4 separate regions of the Homo sapiens genome follow, and regions 2, 3 and 4 are each linked to region 1. Evidence: chromatin contacts called from ENCODE Hi-C or POLR2A ChIA-PET data. All regions are on one chromosome and are shown on one strand. Each heading gives the region's core, a stretch centred on a gene start or an enhancer-like site at or near the end of the contact. The rest is flanking DNA. Distances are from core to core; before and after follow the strand shown. Region 1 holds the start of SPTBN1-AS1 (SPTBN1 antisense RNA 1). Region 2 holds the start of CCDC88A (coiled-coil domain containing 88A). Region 3 holds the start of CHAC2 (ChaC glutathione specific gamma-glutamylcyclotransferase 2). Region 4 holds the start of RPS27A (ribosomal protein S27a).

The links. Hi-C counts contacts between places; a loop is a spot of excess contacts on that map. ChIA-PET counts read pairs that join two places held with the same protein, here RNA polymerase II (POLR2A). Pooled maps may share reads with other maps.
Region 2: a loop to region 1 is called in a map of CD8-positive, alpha-beta T cell, with 6 times the contacts of the local background. The contact joins the promoter of CCDC88A here to the promoter of SPTBN1-AS1 in region 1. A Hi-C loop is called at or near these places in 3 of 168 maps with a recorded cell type or tissue (CD8-positive, alpha-beta T cell, naive thymus-derived CD4-positive, alpha-beta T cell and posterior vena cava), 5 of 37 single-sample maps with no recorded cell type and 8 of 50 pooled maps. POLR2A ChIA-PET finds 5 or more read pairs at or near these places in 1 of 52 experiments (GM12878).
Region 3: a pooled map shows a loop between it and region 1 (5-fold over the local background). The contact joins the promoter of CHAC2 here to the promoter of SPTBN1-AS1 in region 1. A Hi-C loop is called at or near these places in 1 of 37 single-sample maps with no recorded cell type and 8 of 50 pooled maps. POLR2A ChIA-PET finds 5 or more read pairs at or near these places in 6 of 52 experiments (PC-3, WTC11, activated CD8-positive, alpha-beta memory T cell and 2 more).
Region 4: a loop to region 1 is called in a map of naive thymus-derived CD4-positive, alpha-beta T cell, with 3 times the contacts of the local background. The contact joins the promoter of RPS27A here to the promoter of SPTBN1-AS1 in region 1. A Hi-C loop is called at or near these places in 2 of 168 maps with a recorded cell type or tissue (CD4-positive, alpha-beta memory T cell and naive thymus-derived CD4-positive, alpha-beta T cell), 1 of 37 single-sample maps with no recorded cell type and 9 of 50 pooled maps. POLR2A ChIA-PET finds 5 or more read pairs at or near these places in 4 of 52 experiments (OCI-LY7, PC-9, activated CD4-positive, alpha-beta T cell and 1 more).

Annotation. Positions count from the first base shown.
Region 1 is chr2:54,556,538-54,560,856 of GRCh38, forward strand. It overlaps SPTBN1-AS1 (SPTBN1 antisense RNA 1), which reads right to left and starts at 2,168. Exons shown (of 4, transcript NR_185881.1): 1 at 1,131-2,168. All of the region lies in intron 2 of SPTBN1 (spectrin beta, non-erythrocytic 1), which reads left to right. RefSeq lists a silencer at 1,566-1,705 and an enhancer at 3,707-3,876.
Region 2 is chr2:55,417,405-55,421,723 of GRCh38, forward strand. CCDC88A (coiled-coil domain containing 88A) reads right to left here and starts at 2,452. Exons shown (of 33, transcript NM_001365480.1): 1 at 1,613-2,452; 2 at 1,412-1,512. The coding sequence starts at 1,675. RefSeq lists silencers at 2,353-2,422, 2,453-2,502, 2,563-2,852.
Region 3 is chr2:53,765,658-53,769,976 of GRCh38, forward strand. It overlaps CHAC2 (ChaC glutathione specific gamma-glutamylcyclotransferase 2), which reads left to right and starts at 2,147. Exons shown (of 3, transcript NM_001008708.4): 1 at 2,147-2,364. The coding sequence starts at 2,230. All of the region lies in intron 1 of ASB3 (ankyrin repeat and SOCS box containing 3), which reads right to left. The region is part of intron 1 of GPR75-ASB3 (GPR75-ASB3 readthrough); the gene reads right to left. RefSeq lists enhancers at 2,119-2,468, 2,489-2,678.
Region 4 is chr2:55,230,071-55,234,389 of GRCh38, forward strand. RPS27A (ribosomal protein S27a) reads left to right here and starts at 2,618. Exons shown (of 6, transcript NM_002954.6): 1 at 2,618-2,638; 2 at 2,738-2,802; 3 at 3,293-3,347; 4 at 4,049-4,134. The coding sequence starts at 2,755. CLHC1 (clathrin heavy chain linker domain containing 1) reads right to left here and starts at 2,223. Exons shown (of 13, transcript NM_152385.4): 1 at 2,153-2,223. RefSeq lists enhancers at 2,268-2,697, 2,718-2,897.

The DNA of each region.
Region 1 (4,319 bases), core at 918-3,417:
TCTCATTTTCAGTGCCATAGCTGGACACTTAGAGACTTATCATTTCACCAGTATACTTAGTTGTGAAAAAGGGCTTGTTAAAAAGATCTTCATTGAGACGGTTCCCAATTCAACTTCTCTTGTAGTCTTGATGTGGTGTGTGTGTGTGTGTTTGTGTGTGTGGGCGGGGGGTGATGAAAGGAGGGGTGCATTTTGAAGAATATACTCTTAATTTTGAAAGTATGATAATTTTTAGAACATTTCCACATCATCTCCTCAGTGACCCTGTGGAGGTGGGCATTAATTATTACTCAGTCTGACAGCTGAGGTTTAGAAAGAATCCAGGGTTTCTTCTAAGGTCATAGGGTAATTAAGAGGCTTGGCCAGGACTAGCAACTCAGGTCTTGGGAATCCTAGTCAAGTGCTTTTTCCAAGACCAAGTGTTTTGTAATGCTCTGCCTAGCCTCCCATCAGCATTGTGAATTGGCAGCACTTAGGGGCTTTAAAAAATGTTCTACATCTTAGATGATAAGAAATGTTGTCTTCTTCAGGTTGGGCCTGGCTTTCAAAAGCCAAAGGTTGACATGTGGAAGTATTAAAAACCTAGTTATGTGGCTGGAAGGAGTTGGGGGTTGTTCAGCGTTGAGCAGTTAGCTAGGCTCTGGGTTTAATTCTAAGCCTGGACAGGATGCAGTTACTTCAATTACAAGTGCCCTGGGGACTGAGGTGAACCTGGGGTGGGGGACCACGTCTTTACTACATATTGGGATCCCTGAGGAATGAAATTACCTTCTTCAGTGAGTATTGCTGTAGGGCTCCAAACTGGAAATGCCAAAAGTGTAATTTGTTGTCTGCCTGTTTAGGTAGTGAGGAAAAAGGGGGGACAGGAGGGTGGAGAGAGAGGGGGGAGATCTAGAGTCAATTTCCCAAGAATACATTTTGATCATTCTCTTTTCTATGTGGAAGATTTCATTTTTGGTTGAGATTGGTGGGAGAAGAAGCTGGGAAGGAGAGATTTAAAATTTTGGAGAACCACAAGTTTAGAGGCCTTGTTTTACAAATCAGAGTAGGAATTTGAGGGTAGTTTCGGTTCCCTCATCTCCCCTCCGGATCATAAACAACTCCAGGTCAGGGATCTCGGCGGTGTTTACCTGTGTACCTTTTTCCCACAATGCCTTGCAAATCGGTGCTCCCATAAATCTTCCTTGCGTCGAATTCCTATCATAGGCCCGTGTTATTCCAGGAAACCACCGCCTTCATATCCCCTGATGGCAGCGTAAGTCAGCCGAGATTCTTCACTGAGCCCGAACTTACACCTCCCCTGGCTGTGGCGCTGCACAGCGCCCTGAGAGTGACTTTGTCTGACTTCTTCCCGGTGGCTCGCCGGGCCGCCGCCGCGTGGTTGGCGCCAGCGCACTGGGGCAGTCGCGCGCGCCCAGGTGCGGGCCGCGTTACCTCAGCAGACGCTAGAGAGTGAATGAGCCGCGCGGGCCCGGGACCCTTGGGGCTCTTCACTCTCCAGGCCGTCCCGTGGGCGCGCTAGCCTTTTCAAGTGATAGTAATCGGAGACTTTTCCGTTACATGAGGCTCAACAAAAGATTGTAATTCCAGCAGCTCTGTTTGGGAAGGCACTACCGCGGCGAGTCCAGGGCCCGGCCGGGGGTCGGCGGCTGCCGGGCGGCTGGGGCGACCGCGGACCGTGCGGGACCGGTAGGGGGTCGCGGGCCGGCTAGGCTCCCCCGCGCCCCTCCTCGTGGTATAGCCTGCATTTCTAATACAATGCTGTTATGCTAATCAGGTGACATCACCGCCCAGCACACGGCGAGTGGCTCCTGATAAAATTACAAACCGGCGGCCGCCGCGGGCAGCTGGGAGGAGGTGTGCGCGCTGCGCCCGCGAGCTCCCGGGCTCGGCAACCGTGGCATGCTTAGGATTGGCCATATTTAAAAGTTCTGAAGTAGAACCTGCGCCTCCTCTCTGCTTCTCCCTCCTCCTCAGTAATTTATTTCGAGCTTCCAGGCAAGGGCCACGGAAGAAGGGAAAGCAAGAAATTAGATGCCTGTGTGGTAACTCCTCGCGGAGCTAAGGTGGACTCTCTTGCAGCCAACTTCCCATCAGATCACCCTGCTGGACTTGCAGACCGGAATGGGGCTCGCCTAAGGAGCCGAGCGCTGCGGAGGCTGCTGCGTGTTGGATGGGAGTGGGAGGGGGCTGGAGCGAGATTTCCAGGGCGCAGTCCTCCGGGGCGTTACGCCGGGCATAATGGAATTGCAGAGGACGTCTAGTATCTCCGGGCCGCTGTCGCCGGCGTACACGGGGCAGGTGCCTTACAACTACAACCAGCTGGAAGGCAGATTCAAGCAGCTGCAAGGTAAGCCCCCTCCCAAAGGCCGGGCCTGTCCTGGGTGCCAACGGGGGTTCTTGGAGGCTTTATTTGTGACCCTAATGAAGACGGGCGGCTTCACAGCTCGGCCCCAGACCCTGTGGTTGGCTGCGGGCACCCCATTCACGACTTAGGGAAGGCAGTTGCTCATACTCCACTCCAGAAGAGCTACCATTTGGAGTCCCTGTCTCTCCAGCACCTTTTTGGCTTTCTAGGTTGTCAGATAACTGCTGCACACACATTTTCTTTACTTTTAGCTAACTTTACCTCCTAGTAGATCAGTGCTCATAGACTTATTAGTATGCAGGTATTTGATTCCGGGTCGCCTCTGGCTCCCAGCCCCCAGCCTCTTACCTCTGGGAAGCTTTAAAGGTGTAAAGTGCCGTGCTCAGACCCAGTCCTGTAGAACAATAGCAAAGGGGAGGAGGGAGGGGTCTTTTTGTTCCTAAGCCTTTGGTAAATTACAGTTTTTTATTCAGAAGCTTAATTTTAATTTTTCTGATGTGTTGGGAAGAGCCTTCCCATCTATTTAGTGGGCTATATAATTTCTAATGAAAGCCGGTTATTGTCATTTCAACCCTATGGGTTGGATTAGTTGGATCAATTACAGGTTTCTTGGAGTCTTTTTAAGGCTCAGACAATTGAATGAGTCCAATATTTTACTGAACATATTTTTAGGGAGAGCAGAAGCCTGTGTGTGCACCAGTGTGCTGTTTTCCCTGCGGCCCCTGCACCCCTCAGCTGTCCCTGCCCAGCCAGCAGGCCCTGGCCAGCAGTGTCTCAGAGCTTATACATGAAAAAAGGTTCCTAACTGAAAACAGAACTCCTTCCGTTTGGAAGCCCCTGGAGTCAGTAGTAGGCTGGGAATGGCTCTAGCACTGTAAAAAAGTAGTATTCGAGGACTGTGTGTTTCTTATTTTAACCTCCTCAGTGCTGCAAATGTGGTTCCTGTGAGGAGGAGGAAGGAAGGAAGCCGCTCAGCCCTAGAATGTTTTTCATTGGGAAGAGGGGGGAGGATGTCTTTCATTCATTGGTTTATTTGTCTTGTGAAATAGTTGACAGTAATGACACTTCTCTGGAAAACGAGGCAGAACAGGACGTGATTTTAAACATTTGCTGGGCTGTGCCACATTCCTCTGGCAGTTAGCTCAGAGGAAGCTCCCTTCGCTCTGGGGAACGGTTCTGTGTCTCTTTGGTTCATTTCTCTTGAGCTCTTCGGCAGTCAAATTTGCTTTTTTGAAAACTTAAGCTGGGGGCGCTTGCAAGTAGTAAATAGAGGAGTTGGGGTGGGGGGGGGCGTTCATTATCTAGGTTTGTTAGGGGCCTCACGGTTTTCGGGTCGGAGAATCCACTGCGTGCTCCTCCTCTTCCCCTGGCCCGGACTCCCAGCTTCATTGTGTCATCCCGCCTGGGGGAAAGCACCCACCGGGATCGTCAGCCCACTCCACCGCCAGCCTAGCCTGGAAGTCTCAGAAAAAAAGCAAAACTGGGAGAAAATAGAAGGTGTGAGGGAGGAGTGCACCCCTAGGCCCACCCATAACAAAAGGCTGTTATTCCGAAAGGGCTGAGGAAGGTTTTAAAACTGCTCGCCGAGAAGGGTGGAGCCTACACACAGGAAATGTCTTAACTGTCCTCTCTGGACAACGTAAAGTTTAAATTTAAAAAAAATCATGTGCCCCTGATATTTTACCTCATACGCTGTTTCTCAAGGAAATCCCTTCGAAAGGGGTAAGCTTCGTGTTTTGTGTGGTAGCTTTAAAAATAATTTTTTTTAGTGTGACCCTTGTCTCCTAATTTAGCCCCAGTGACTTTCTTATTTTTAAATATTGTGGTTTAGGAGTTGCACAAGTTTAGTGTTGGTATTTCTGTAGCAGAAAACCACCCATGTTGAGGAATTGAGAAAGGGTGAATTAACTTTCAAGTATGGTGGACCTCAGGAGAATTACACACATTTGTC
Region 2 (4,319 bases), core at 1,202-3,701, 860 kb after region 1:
CAAAAGAGAAGTCAGTTTATTATCCTACCATTTTGCTTAGGAAATAGTCAGATATTTTGAGGATAAAAAATAATTCCATTACACAGCTGTCAAAAATACATTTACTAACCCTGGAAATAATTGATGTCTACGCTCTTTTTTCCTTTCTTAAGGAAAAAAATAAATATATACATATTTAGATAACATATATATTTCTTTGGGTGCCTATGAAAACAAAACACTGGTTGAAAATGTATAATAGTATAATACTTCCCTGTAGGATCAACATGTACATGAAAAACAGCCCACAAATCTCTTTGAGCACACAGAGAAGTTAACACGAGAGCAATTTTTTATAGATGTGACTTCTACCCTCTTAAACATAAAAATCTAAACCAATAAAATACAAAATTGATAAGGTTATCAGAGCAGAATGGTAGACTTATTCTCTAGTAACAACTATTTATTGATAACACACCAATTTCCCATACATATAAAAGTTCCAAACTACCTCTTCTCATCAGATTCTATTAAAGAGAAATAAGACTAAGTATACATTACTTTGAGCACAACTGAAAAATTCAGTTTGATAAACTACATTAGCGTACTTAGAATACACGTATGCTACAATAGCTGTAATTAGATAAAAGCTGAGTTTTAATTTTACTGATCCAGCTACCAATATACTTTCACTATTCAATTCCCATCTCAAAAGCATACTTTCCTACTTAGTACAAACCCAATATTATAAACACAAAAGACAAAGATTTGCCCAATAAGTCGTTATCTAATTGTTATCAAGACTTGTTATTTGCATTTCAAAACCTGTAAGAATACCTTAAAATGATCCCTAAAATATTAAGCAACCTAATAATTCACACAATAAATCATCTCATCAGGCTTTAGTTATTACAGGCATTTAAATTATTTACTACAGCAAGAGTCCTCACCAATCAGAACTGTTTGAAATTTTCTCTTCTGAAATCTGCTATTACTTAACGAGTTTCAAATTTTGAGCCATTTATTTCTAGATATAAAGGTTAATAAGAAACATTTCTGCATCAAATGCACATAACTTCACAGTAAAGTCTTTTTTCCTCTCTTAGGAAACCAGATTCTCATTTTCTCTCTTATTTTACCAAATTATCAAAGAATACACAATGTGGCTTGGATTTCAGTACTGAAGACAAGTGACAATACATGGTTGACAGAATGAAAAACTAAAGTTTCACAATTTTAACAGGTAAAATATCTAGGTTGTGATAATGGGCTGAGCCCATAACATTAGCATTCCTTTCAAGATCCAATTCTTAAACCACCTGAATATTTCTGGCCAATGAACCAAATTAGGGGCTTAAAACATCGTGTCTCAAAGTTCACCATATGCTATTTCTCAAAGAAAACGTTACCTAGGAAAGAAGGAAGAACTTACATTTGGAGCATGACCTGGTTCAAGAATACCCCATCCACCAAAGCCACATATTCATCAAGGTTGGTCCCATTTCCTGCGGCCAGAGGTCCAAACGTTTTAACCTAGAACAAACAGAAGGATCACCACGACATGAACGCCCACCTCCATCTCTGCAGCCACAAATAACTCAGCAAAATATACAATAAAGGACACCCCACTTACCCAAGTGACCAAAGGGCTGGTCATGAACTGCTCCAGAAGGGGAGTAAAAATTTCGTTCTCCATTTTACAGAGTATGTATTTGAAAAAAGGAACTACCACAAAAATACGCCTAGGGAATTGGTCACTAAACGTGGAAGTAAGTAGAAATCAATGAAAGTCCATTTCGGCAAGGGAGAAAAATCCCATCGTGGAGGAGGGGGGCACTCTCCCTCCTCAAAAAACACCCCAGAGTGAAACGAGCCGAAATCCCAAGAAGTGGCTTCGACGACGGACACCACGAGCAGCAGCCTGCGCTGGAAATGTCTGTACCGGGCGAGGAGGGGCAGAGAAAAGGCATCTGGAGGAGGAGGAAGGGAAAGGGGGCTGGAACCCAAGACAAAAAGCCCGTCAAGGTTGTCCAGCTCCTGGAGGATCCAGACCAGCGAAACTGCTCCCAATGAATCAATCCCAACGGGGGCTAAATGAAATACGTTAAACAGAGACCACGTTAAGGATACCGAGGCGCCACCAGACTCGACCTCGGCGTTCCGACCTCTACACGTTCCACCCACCGATGGGCATGGAGCCGCTTTCGACCCGCGGAGCCTCCACTGCCCGCAGCCCCTCAGTACCAACAGGCAGGGCTCGCCCCTTCCCCCCGAGCAGACACCATTCCTCCGCCGCCCTCAAGCCTCGCCTCCAGCCCCCTTCCCCTCCCGGGGGTGGGGGCTTGAATGTGTGTCCCTAACCCCCCAGCTTCCTAAGCCCTGCCAGCCTTTCAGCGCGTCTCTGGGAATCCCTGGCACAAAATCACCGCCGCGCTCCAGCCTTCTCCGCCCTCTATGGAGAAGCCGGAGTAACGGCCTCAGAACCGCAGTGCCGCATCACACCCCACCCCTCGCCGCCCGCCAGCGCCGCCCGCCAATGCCGGGGGCCGCCGTCAAAGGGAGCGCGCTGCTCCCTCCGCGCCGATATCCTTCCGCCGACTCCCCGCCCCTCCCGTGCAGCTGCCTCTGGATTGTGGGAGAAGAAAACCGCTGCATGAGCGCGCTCCCGAGCGAGCGCGCCCCCGGGCTAGCCTCGCCGCCGCCCAGATCCTGGCGGCGGGCGCGGGCTCGGGCGTGGGCGCGCGCTCGCTGCAGCTGCTGCGGAGACAACCCGCTCCTCGGTTGCGCCCAGGACGGTTGCCTGGTGGGCGGGGACAGGGAAGGCAGAGCAAGGGGTCTGTCTGCTCGCTCGCTCATGCCTAATTATGGTTTATTTCCTCCCCGAGTGACTTCTTTGATACGTGAAGGAAGGGGAAAGAAATCCTTCTCTTATAAACATGAGGGATGCAGACAGCCTTTTTCGGACAGTTTGATGTGTTCTGTAAAGCATGCCTTCTCCCCAGCAAAATGGAATAGGAAAACTCACTGCAGCAAATGGCAGAGGGACTTGAGCCACAACTTGGTGGGGGTTTTTTTCTCCTTTTTGTTTTCTTCCAAATGCAGTCCACTAACGCATGAATGTTCTTCAAAGTTGCAAGTGACATACAGTAAGATTTTTTAAAAACCAGAGCTGTCTGTCAGCACGTTGGTATTCCCTGACTGGAGCAAACATGACTCAGACATTGTTTTTTGGTTTTGTTTTGTTTTTTACTATTTGGGCATGGGTCGGGGGAAACCCAAGCAAAATCAAGAGCTACAAAGAAGAAACATTTAGAAGTCATCCAAGTTGGGTGACAAATAAACAGATTACATATTTGTCATAAATCTCCATGCCACGTACGACTGGGACCTTGAAATAATTTTAAGTTCCCTGGCAAAATCAAATGCTACTCCTCATTTCAAAGGAAAATAAAGACCTTTTTCCCGGGGTAAAATGGGCATATAGAACGCAATCTTTTTTTGATAAAAGATAATATTATAGTTTTATAATGTGTGCTATGTTTACATTACATAAATATTTACACGGAGTATATATTTTAAATTAGCAGTAAAAATGTTTTTGTCATAACACAGTTAAGAAAGAGCAGAATTTCTTAATTGGGTAGTTGAGAACCTGGACTCTGAAGTCTTCCTGCCTGGTTCCAATATGCACCAGCTGTGTGAGCCTACGCACGTTATTGAGTCTCTTTGTGCTTCGATTCCGTCACGTGTAAAGCAGGGCTAATAATAGGGTTAAATGAAATGGCAGCTTATAGTTAAGTGTTCTATAAATGTCATTAATGTTGTTTTTAACATTATTCCTTCAAAATAAAGAACCTTTATGAAAAACTTGAAATATAACCTCTCTGCTTCAGTTACAGGAGAAAGGATCTTGCTTTGAGGAGGGAACTAAATGCCCTTTGAAAATCATCTTAATTAAAATTAGGATGCATTCATGTGGCACTTTGCTAGGTGATGTACAAGTAGAACCTTGCATTTCCCTAGCCAGTACACAAGCCTTCAGACATCCTTGTTGCTAGCAATCTTTTCCATCTGCTCTTGATGACTTTTTAAAAAGCCTTTTAGAGATGGGAGTCTCACTGTGTTGCCCAGCCTGGCCTCAAACTCCTGGCCTCAAGTGACCCTCTCACCTCAGCCTCCCTAGCAGTTGAGACGAGACGTGTGAGCCACCACGCCTGGCTTGGTGACTCCTTCTTTTTTTGTTTGTTTTGTTTTCTGAGACAGAGTCTCTATTACCCAGGCTGGAGTGCAGTGGCACGATCTCAGCTCACTGCAACCTCTACCTCCAGGGTCCAAGCGAT
Region 3 (4,319 bases), core at 897-3,396, 790 kb before region 1:
CGGTGGGCCTGTCTAGTATCTCTCACATGACTGACGAAGAAGGGCCCACAATACAGAAAGTGACTGCCATGCCACAGTCTCTGCTGGTGCCTAAAGCAGGAAGTTTCTCTGTTTGGCAGATTGGAATTCCTTGGAAGGTTCCCACTAAAAACATGAAGGGACTTTTAAGTGTTCTATCTTTCCTCCTCTGGAAATGTTTGAGGAGTAGGCTTCTGCTCCTGTTCATACCCCACCACAACGCATTCTTTGGTGCTCCATTGATAAGAGCACCCTCTTTGGTGCTCCATTGATAAGAGCACCTCTGCTTAATCCCCAGTGTACACTACATTATGCAGAGATGGCCATTCAACTACCAGCAATGCTCAGCCTCAATATACAGCCCTCTATAGGAAACAACTAAACCCAAAGAGGCCAGAAAAGCAGTGAAAGATAGGTGTCATTCTAGTCTTCCTGCACCTGCTTGTCCTTTCCAGAAGAGGTTAAACACTCAGATTCTCTATGCTTGACCAAATAGACCCACTGACTGAGCATACTGAAACCAACAGAGAACACCATGAAGAGATGAGCCCGGTTTTCCTACATAGCCCAGAAAGTTCTTAACAGAGTTCTTGCCCACATCATCACCTCCCTCCAATGCTCACTTCAAGTTCCCCTCCAGTCAGAGTCCAGTATAGCTCTCATGTGACTCTCTCGAAGACACAATTTCTTGTTAGTGACTCTATGAAGCAGTTTGGATATGGAATACTTATTTGATTACATAACTATTGTTAATTTTCTCAGATGTGATAATGGCATCACAGTTATTAGGAGAATGCCCTTATTCTTTTTTTTTAGGGAACTTGTTCTAGGATGAATGTCCTTATTCTTATGAGACACATGTAGAGTATGTGGCAGTAAAATGTCATAACACAAGCAACTTCAAATGTTCTCCATTTAAAAGTATAAATAAAGTAAAAAGGAAGTACAGCAACTGTGCAAAATGGTAATTACTGGATCTAGATGAAAGGTATTGGTCATTACACTCTTTTTATCTGAGTTTTCTGTGTATTCAAAATTTTTCAAAAAAGAAGGGTTAGCAACCATATCAGGCAATTTGAAACCACAACTTAGAGAAAATAGGAAAAGACTTGCTTTTTTTTTTGTTTGTTTGTCTGGTAGCAGCTTCCTGCTGATTTCTTTATAAGAAAACAAATAATACCCCTTGAATCTGAGTGTTTTAGCATTCAAGATCATGGTATAAAAATCTTCAAGAAAGAACAATCACTTGGTAAGGTTTCTGTTTTCACACACAGAGACACAGCCATGATAGTCCAAGCGAATTTCCTAAACAATATTTTGCAGCAAGAGCTCTAATGAGCAGATCTTCAAAAAATTTTAGGATCCTTGACCCCTTGGAGAAACTCATGAAAGCTGTAGTTTCCCCCTAGAAAAGTGTACACCCCAAATTTTGTATACAAATTCAGGTTCCCCAGCTCGTTTCCAAAGCCTTTACAGGGGCCCCAAGTTAAGAACATTTGCCTGCTCTTTTGTGAACAAGCCAATGATAATACTAAAGATGAATAAATTTGTGTAAAATTTAAATATATAAACAATTCCCATTGAAATGACAGCTACTCTTTCACAAGCGTAAACTTCTATTGTAAACTTTCTGCTTTTATTTGAAAGGCAAAAGACTTTTTTTTCAGGACATAAAATCAAATATGAATTACATTCCTCTGGCTGCTGTTATATAGGCAAAAATCTAATTTCCAAAGCAGAACAAAACGTGTTTCTAGGTGCTTTGCTACCTGCGGTGCTGGTACACCGCCTCCGTATCTGGACACGAGTGACGACTCCTGCTCTTTTCTCCTTCCTCGGCCCCGTTAGAAATAAGCCCAGTTCCAATTTCAGAGCCAAATAGCTCCAAAAAGCATTGTGGGTATTGTAGTTTTCTGCACACGGGCACTAAAGGTAGGTTAGGGTGATTTACGGATGCTGCAAAAGAATCCATTGCTTACTACACCGAAGGTCAATGCCTCTTGACACCCTAATCAAGGAAATAAAATAAAGCTGACTGAGATCCGCTCGGAAAATCTTTCTGGATCTAAACTCCCAGTGCGCTTTGCGCCCCAAGTGGCCATCGCGCCTGCGCCCCGCGCGGCCGGTTACTCGCTTACCGGAGGCTTCAGTCCCCGGCGGCGCGGCGACAGCTAGGGTTCACGGCCACTGGGGCAGAGGAGCCGCGAGAAGATGTGGGTTTTTGGTTACGGGTCCCTGATCTGGAAGGTGGATTTCCCCTATCAGGACAAGCTGGTCGGATACATCACCAACTACAGCAGGCGCTTCTGGCAGGGCAGCACGGACCACCGCGGGGTCCCCGGCAAGGTGAGGCGCCGGTCAGCTCCCCACACTTACTGCCCCCTGACCCCTGCTCCCCAACTCCACACACAGCACCCACACCCTAGAGAACCACACCTTAGCGCTTCATGGGGCCAAAGCACATGGCTTGGGGTAACATTTCTGTAGATTTTCCCTGCCACCTGCCCGCCATCTCTAACCCAGCCCGGGCACTCCTTCCGAAGCTGCTTAAGATGCCGGTGGTTAGTCTCTAGAGACGGCGAGAAGCGCGGGCACAGGCGCACGAGCTCGCACCAGGCTGAGTGCGGAGATGGGGACTCCATCTCTCTGCAACCTCTGCCAAAAGAAAAAAAGTCCCATTGGCGGGAAGATGAATGCTCATGTCACCACAGAGTTGAAATAGTAAATCAAGTTGCAAATTCAGCTTTTTAGCAATTAAATTTGTTGGCATTTCTGCATTCTAGCCGACTTTCATGAGCTTGCGATTAAACGTGCATGTTACTTCTAGGATTTCTTTACATCTTTCAAAAGTTTTATTTTCTGACACACAGGATTGCAGAATGAGTTTCCAAAATTTTCGCTGGTTATTAAGGAACTCACTTTGGTTTTCAGTACTAGTGAAGTTAAATGAAGTTCTGGTTATATGAATAACATAGTACCAAACTCATTACTATATCCAGCATTATTTTAATGTTACTTTCTTGATGGTTCTCATAATTATAATATGAAATGTAAGTTCATTGATTCACTTTTCAGTCAGTCCTACAAAGACATTAATCTCAATATATGTATAGAGAATTAGCAGCAGCTCACTGCTTATGCAAATCAGCTTTGTACTGGCTACAAAACAACTAATCCATAAAGAAAACTAAGATTGAGGTAACTAATAATTTGGAAATTGGTCAATGGAAAGTGGAAAAGATCAAGGCGCTAAAGTAGTTTGCACCTGCTCATAAGAGAGACATGGGATTAAAATCACGAAAAGAACCTGAATTAGAAACCATTCTATCTCAACTAGAGTTGGTCAGTTAAGAACTTGGCTTTTAAGTAGACTATACTGGCCTATTGGGATGTTGGACACAGTGACCTGAAAAGGGGCAATGGCTTAGGATAAATGCACATTTACAGATCAACAGAAATGTCATGGCCAAAGTATCTCCAAGAATGTTCTAGAACAATATTCAAGACATTAAAGAACTAAGCTAAATTAAATGGCTTCTGAGTTGTCAGTTTTGGCTGGGCCCGGTAGCTCACGCCTCTGATCCCAACACTTCGGAAGTTTGAGCCAGGAGGACTGCTTGAGGCCAGGAGTTTGAGAGTTGTCAGTTTTGATATGAATATTTAAAATTGCCATTCCGAAAAGAAAACCTTTAGCCCAGGCTCCAATTATAATGACCAAGTATTAAATATTTATGTATGTGGCTATAACAACATACTTTACTAGTCTTGACGAAAATGTACAGTGTGTTACAAAACACATTGAGATATGTATGCTGTCAGAATAGACTGATGATTAGAAATTGCCTAGTCAACACAACAGTCCGTGATTCTTTAAAAGGAGAAAGGGGCTGGCCAGGCGTGGTGGTTCCCGCCTATAATCCCAGCACTTTAGGAGGCCTAGGCGGGTGGATCACCTGAGGTCGGGAGTTCAACACCAGCCTGACCAACATGGAGAAACCCCCTGTCTACTAAAAATACAAAATTAGCTGGGCGTGGTGGCGCACGCCAGTAGAGTCCCAGCTACTCTGGAGGCTGAGGCAGGAGAATCGCTTGGGAGGCAGACGTTGCGGTGAGCTGAGATTGCGCCACTGCACTCCAGCCTGAGCAACAAGAGTGAAATTCCGTCTCAAAAAAAAAGAGCTAAAAAAAGGTGTCTTTCTGATCACCTAAGACTCAGAATTCTAACTGCACTTAATACCATACATCTTAGCCCATATCTTAGCTCTATTTATTTCACATGTTAGTTTGCATTCTAGAATGAC
Region 4 (4,319 bases), core at 1,368-3,867, 670 kb after region 1:
TCAAAAAAAAGAAAAAAAAGAATTGTTCTTGTTGCTCTGTGGAAAACAGATTATAGGACGCAAGGGTCAAAGCTGGAAGTGCTGTTACGAAGCTACTGCAATAATCAAGGCAAAAGATGATGGTGGCTTGAATCAGGGTGCTAACAATGGAGGTGGTAGGAAGTGTTCTGCATATATTTTGAAAATAAAGCCAAGATCTGCCAAGGTAGATAAGATGTGGGATATAAAAGAACAGTCAAGGATAATCATAAAGTTTTTGGCCTTAGTGACTGGAGAAATGGGAATTGCCATATATAAACATGGGAAGAGCAATTTCATGAGATTAAGTGTTTGGGGCCTGTCCATTAGAGATGTTGAGTAGATAGCTGGATATGTGAAGATGAAGTTGTGACATATCTGTGACATATCTGGTCTGACAGATAAGTTTATGAGTCATTTGCATATGATGATACTTTAAAAGTTATTAAACAAAAATGAGATAACCAAGAAAATGCAGACAAAGCAGAGGTCCAAGGACTGGGCCTTGGGGATACTCCATGGTTAGAGGTCTTGCAGATCAAGAGGAAGCAGCAAATGAGCCTGGAAAAGAGCCTCCAGGGTGGCAGAAAAACTGAGAGGTGAAGTCTTTGAAAGGTTTTCAAAGAGAGATGGAATGAGCAACTGTGTCAAATACTGCTGACAGATCAAATAAGATGAAATGACCATTGAATTTAGCAACATGGAGGTCATTAGTGACCATTACAAGAGCTATCCGATCAGAATGGTGGGGACAAAAGCCTGACAGGAGTGGGTTCAGACAACGGAAGGGAAAGATTAGAGACAATATGTACAAGCAACTCTAGGAAATTTTGTTGTAGAGACTAGTTGGCGGACTAGGGGATGAAAAATGTTCCAGGAGGCAGGGCGTGGTGGCTCACGCCTGTAATCTCACCACTTTGGGAGGCCAAGGAGGATGGATCATTTGAGGTCAGGAGCTAGAGAACAGCCTGGCCAACATGGTGAAACCCCATCTCTACTAAAAATACAAAAATTAGCCGGGTGTGGTGGTGGGCGCCTGTAATCCCAGCTACTCGGGAGGCTGAGGCAGAAGAATTGCTTGAACCTGGGAGGCGGAGTTTACAGTGAGCCGAGACCGCGCCACTGCACTCCAGCCTGGGCAACAGAGCGAAATTCCGTCTCACGAAAAAAAAAAAAAAAAGTTCCAGGAAGAATAAACGACTGGATTCTTCAGAAATGCCAAAACACGGGAGGGCATAGGTCAGGAAATTAAATTAGCTTCATTTACTAAAATGTAGAGTAATGGGTTTAGCAGATTAGGTTGTAAGGAAGGCAGAGGCTGAATGTCATTCTAAGAAATTTGAATTGTATCCTGAAGGTGAGGTATAAAATAATAACACACATTTACCTTTCAGAATGAATATTTTGGAGGCAATAGTGAAGGTGGGTTAGAAAGGAGGAAAGACTGGAGAGAGATAAGGAGTTAGATTCGGAACCCCTACAAGAGAAAATTAAGGTCTGAATTTGGGGATGGGGTCGCAGAGGGCAGAGGATGAAGAAATAAATACAGAAGACATTAGAAAGGACTCTGGTTTGTGGAGTGGAGAAAGGACAGGGAGAACTTGCTTCTAATTGGCCTCCTTGCCGGAAGAAGCACCCCATACATACTCCAAAAACTTCCTCTCAGATCCAAGACTCCCAATGCCCAAATTTGGAAATTCTACAACTAAATAACCATTCTGCAGGTTTCTTTTCCGTACGGCTTCACTTTAAAATTTGAAAACTCCTGAGATTTTTCAACATATTAAAGCGTGTCACACTAAGGAGTGACACACAAGACCCAGACTCTTCCCTAGGCTGGGAGAGACTCGGCGGTTGAAAGCAGGGAGGCGCTACAGGAGAGAAAGGGCTGAACCCCCGCTTCCGCAGATTTCACCTATTTTTCAGTTTGCCTGGAGCAGGCCACGCAAATTCCCTTCCCTTGAAGGCCCAAGGAGCGTCTGGTAGATTGCTGATTCTCTGCCCATCACCGCTTCTGGAAGTGAGTGAAGGACACCTTTCGTGCCCCGCACCCTTTGCCCCCCGCTTAACATTTGCTCTAGTCACTTCCGGCCCGTTCCCACGCTCCGGAAACCATTATTCCGCTTCATCCTACCTCCAGTCCTCACCTGAGTCCTTTTCTCCAAACACCGACTTCAGTGCTTAGAGATAGTAACTAGGGAATCTGGGAGGTGGAACTGCATCTTGGGACAAGTAGTCCAAGGTAGAAGAAAGCAGTGGAGAACTACAGTTCCCAGAATGCACTTCCATTTCCTACCTCTTCCCCAAGAGGCCCCCCTCGACCTCCTTTTAAAAATTCTCTTAGCCACGTTGATTGTACGGGAAAAGCCTTTTTAAAACATCTTTTACGTTGCTTAAACCTACAGTTTCGAAAGCATTCCGAAGGCTAAAGTGAGAAATAAGCCCAGGCTAGGGAGAGGAGAAACGAAGTTCACGTCCTAGTCTGGCACCGGGTTGGATTGTCGCTGGGACGGCAGTCAGGCATTTGGTGTGGTCGCCTAAGGGGTGGGTCCTTCGGCGGGAGCTCCGGGAAACCCCGTGGGCCTGCGCGGCGTTCTTCCTTTTCGATCCGCCATCTGCGGTGGGTGTCTGCACTTCGGCTGCTCTCGGGTTAGCACCCTATGGTGCCTTCTCTTGTGATCCCTGACCTAACCTGTCTCTTCCTTTTCCTCAACCTCAGGTGGAGCCGCCACCAAAATGCAGATTTTCGTGAAAACCCTTACGGGGAAGACCATCACCCTCGAGGTACGGGCCGGGTGGTCATGAGGAAGCCAAGGTCCGAATAAGGTCCTGAGGTGGATTTTAGGACCGGCGCTGCTTTCCATGTCTTAGACCATGATTCCGAATTTGGGTTCTAAAACTTAAGCTTTGAAATGAGTACCTTTTGCTGAGCAACGACCTAGAGGTGATTTTCGGTGGCCAAAGGCTGGACCTGTCTCCTCTCGAGGGGTTCCAGCTAGTTAGTTAAAACGGAGGAGCTGCGGTGGGGAAGGAGACGCTCTGCCCGCCGGGTGCGAGCACGTGTGGCCCTGCGGCCGCCGCCCGCTCTGGGCTGGGGAGATGAAGGTGCTTTCCGGTAGCCGACTTGGGAGGTTGCCCACTGGGTGGGTAATAGGTCTCTCGAGTAGGTCTCAGCCCTGTCGCTGGTTCGGTTCAGTGGTAATTGTCAAACTAAATGAGTTCTGCTGTAGTTCCTTAATGTGTAACCAACATGCTTTCACTTTAACACTCATAGGTTGAACCCTCGGATACGATAGAAAATGTAAAGGCCAAGATCCAGGATAAGGAAGGCAAGTAGTATTTTGTAGTTAAGAAAACTTAACCTGCGGAGACTTCGGCCTACCTGTAGGTGCTAGACATACCTGCTCTTGGTGATGGGGGAAGGGGTCAGATTGACAAAGCGAAATACTTGTGGAATAACACAATAGACATTGGTGATCGGGGAGCACAGTACCTAGATTGGAATCCTTGAGGTGTATTTCACTTGCGTGAATTTGGACACTTATTTATTTATTTTGTGTGAGATGGAGTCTCCTCTGTCGCCCAGGCTGGAGTGCATTCGCTTGTCCCGGCTTACTGCAGCCTCCGCCTCCCGGGTTCAAGTGATTTTTGTGCTTCAGCCTCCCTATTAGTGGGGATTACAGGCGTGCACCACCATGCCTGGCTAATTTATTGTATTTTTAGTAGAGACTGGGTTTTACCTTGTTGGCCAGGCTGGTTTTGAACTTTTCACATCAAGTGATCTGCCCACCTCGACCTCCCAAAGTATTGGTATTACAGGTGTCAGCCACTGCAGACAACCAAGTATTGTCCCTAATATTAAATGCGGTAAAATGTGACATGTAAAGATTTAGAACCATGCCTAACCTCTAGTAAGGGCTTATTGTCAGCCTTTAGTATCATGTATTTGATTAAGGGGTGTTACCTTATAAGTCTGGAGCACATCACAGGCTTGGTGTGCTGTGACTTAATTTTTGTTTTTTGTCATTAGGAATTCCTCCTGATCAGCAGAGACTGATCTTTGCTGGCAAGCAGCTGGAAGATGGACGTACTTTGTCTGACTACAATATTCAAAAGGTCTGTCTAGGGGAAGAGCAGCCTCTTTTAAAAAAAAAATGTTATTTTGGAAATTTTTTATTTTACTTTTTTTGAGACAGGCTCTGACTCTGTCACCTAGGGTGGAGTGAGTGGCGCAGTCACTGCAACCTCCACCTCTCAGACTCAGGTGGTCCTCCCACCTCAGCCTCCTGTAGTTGGAACTA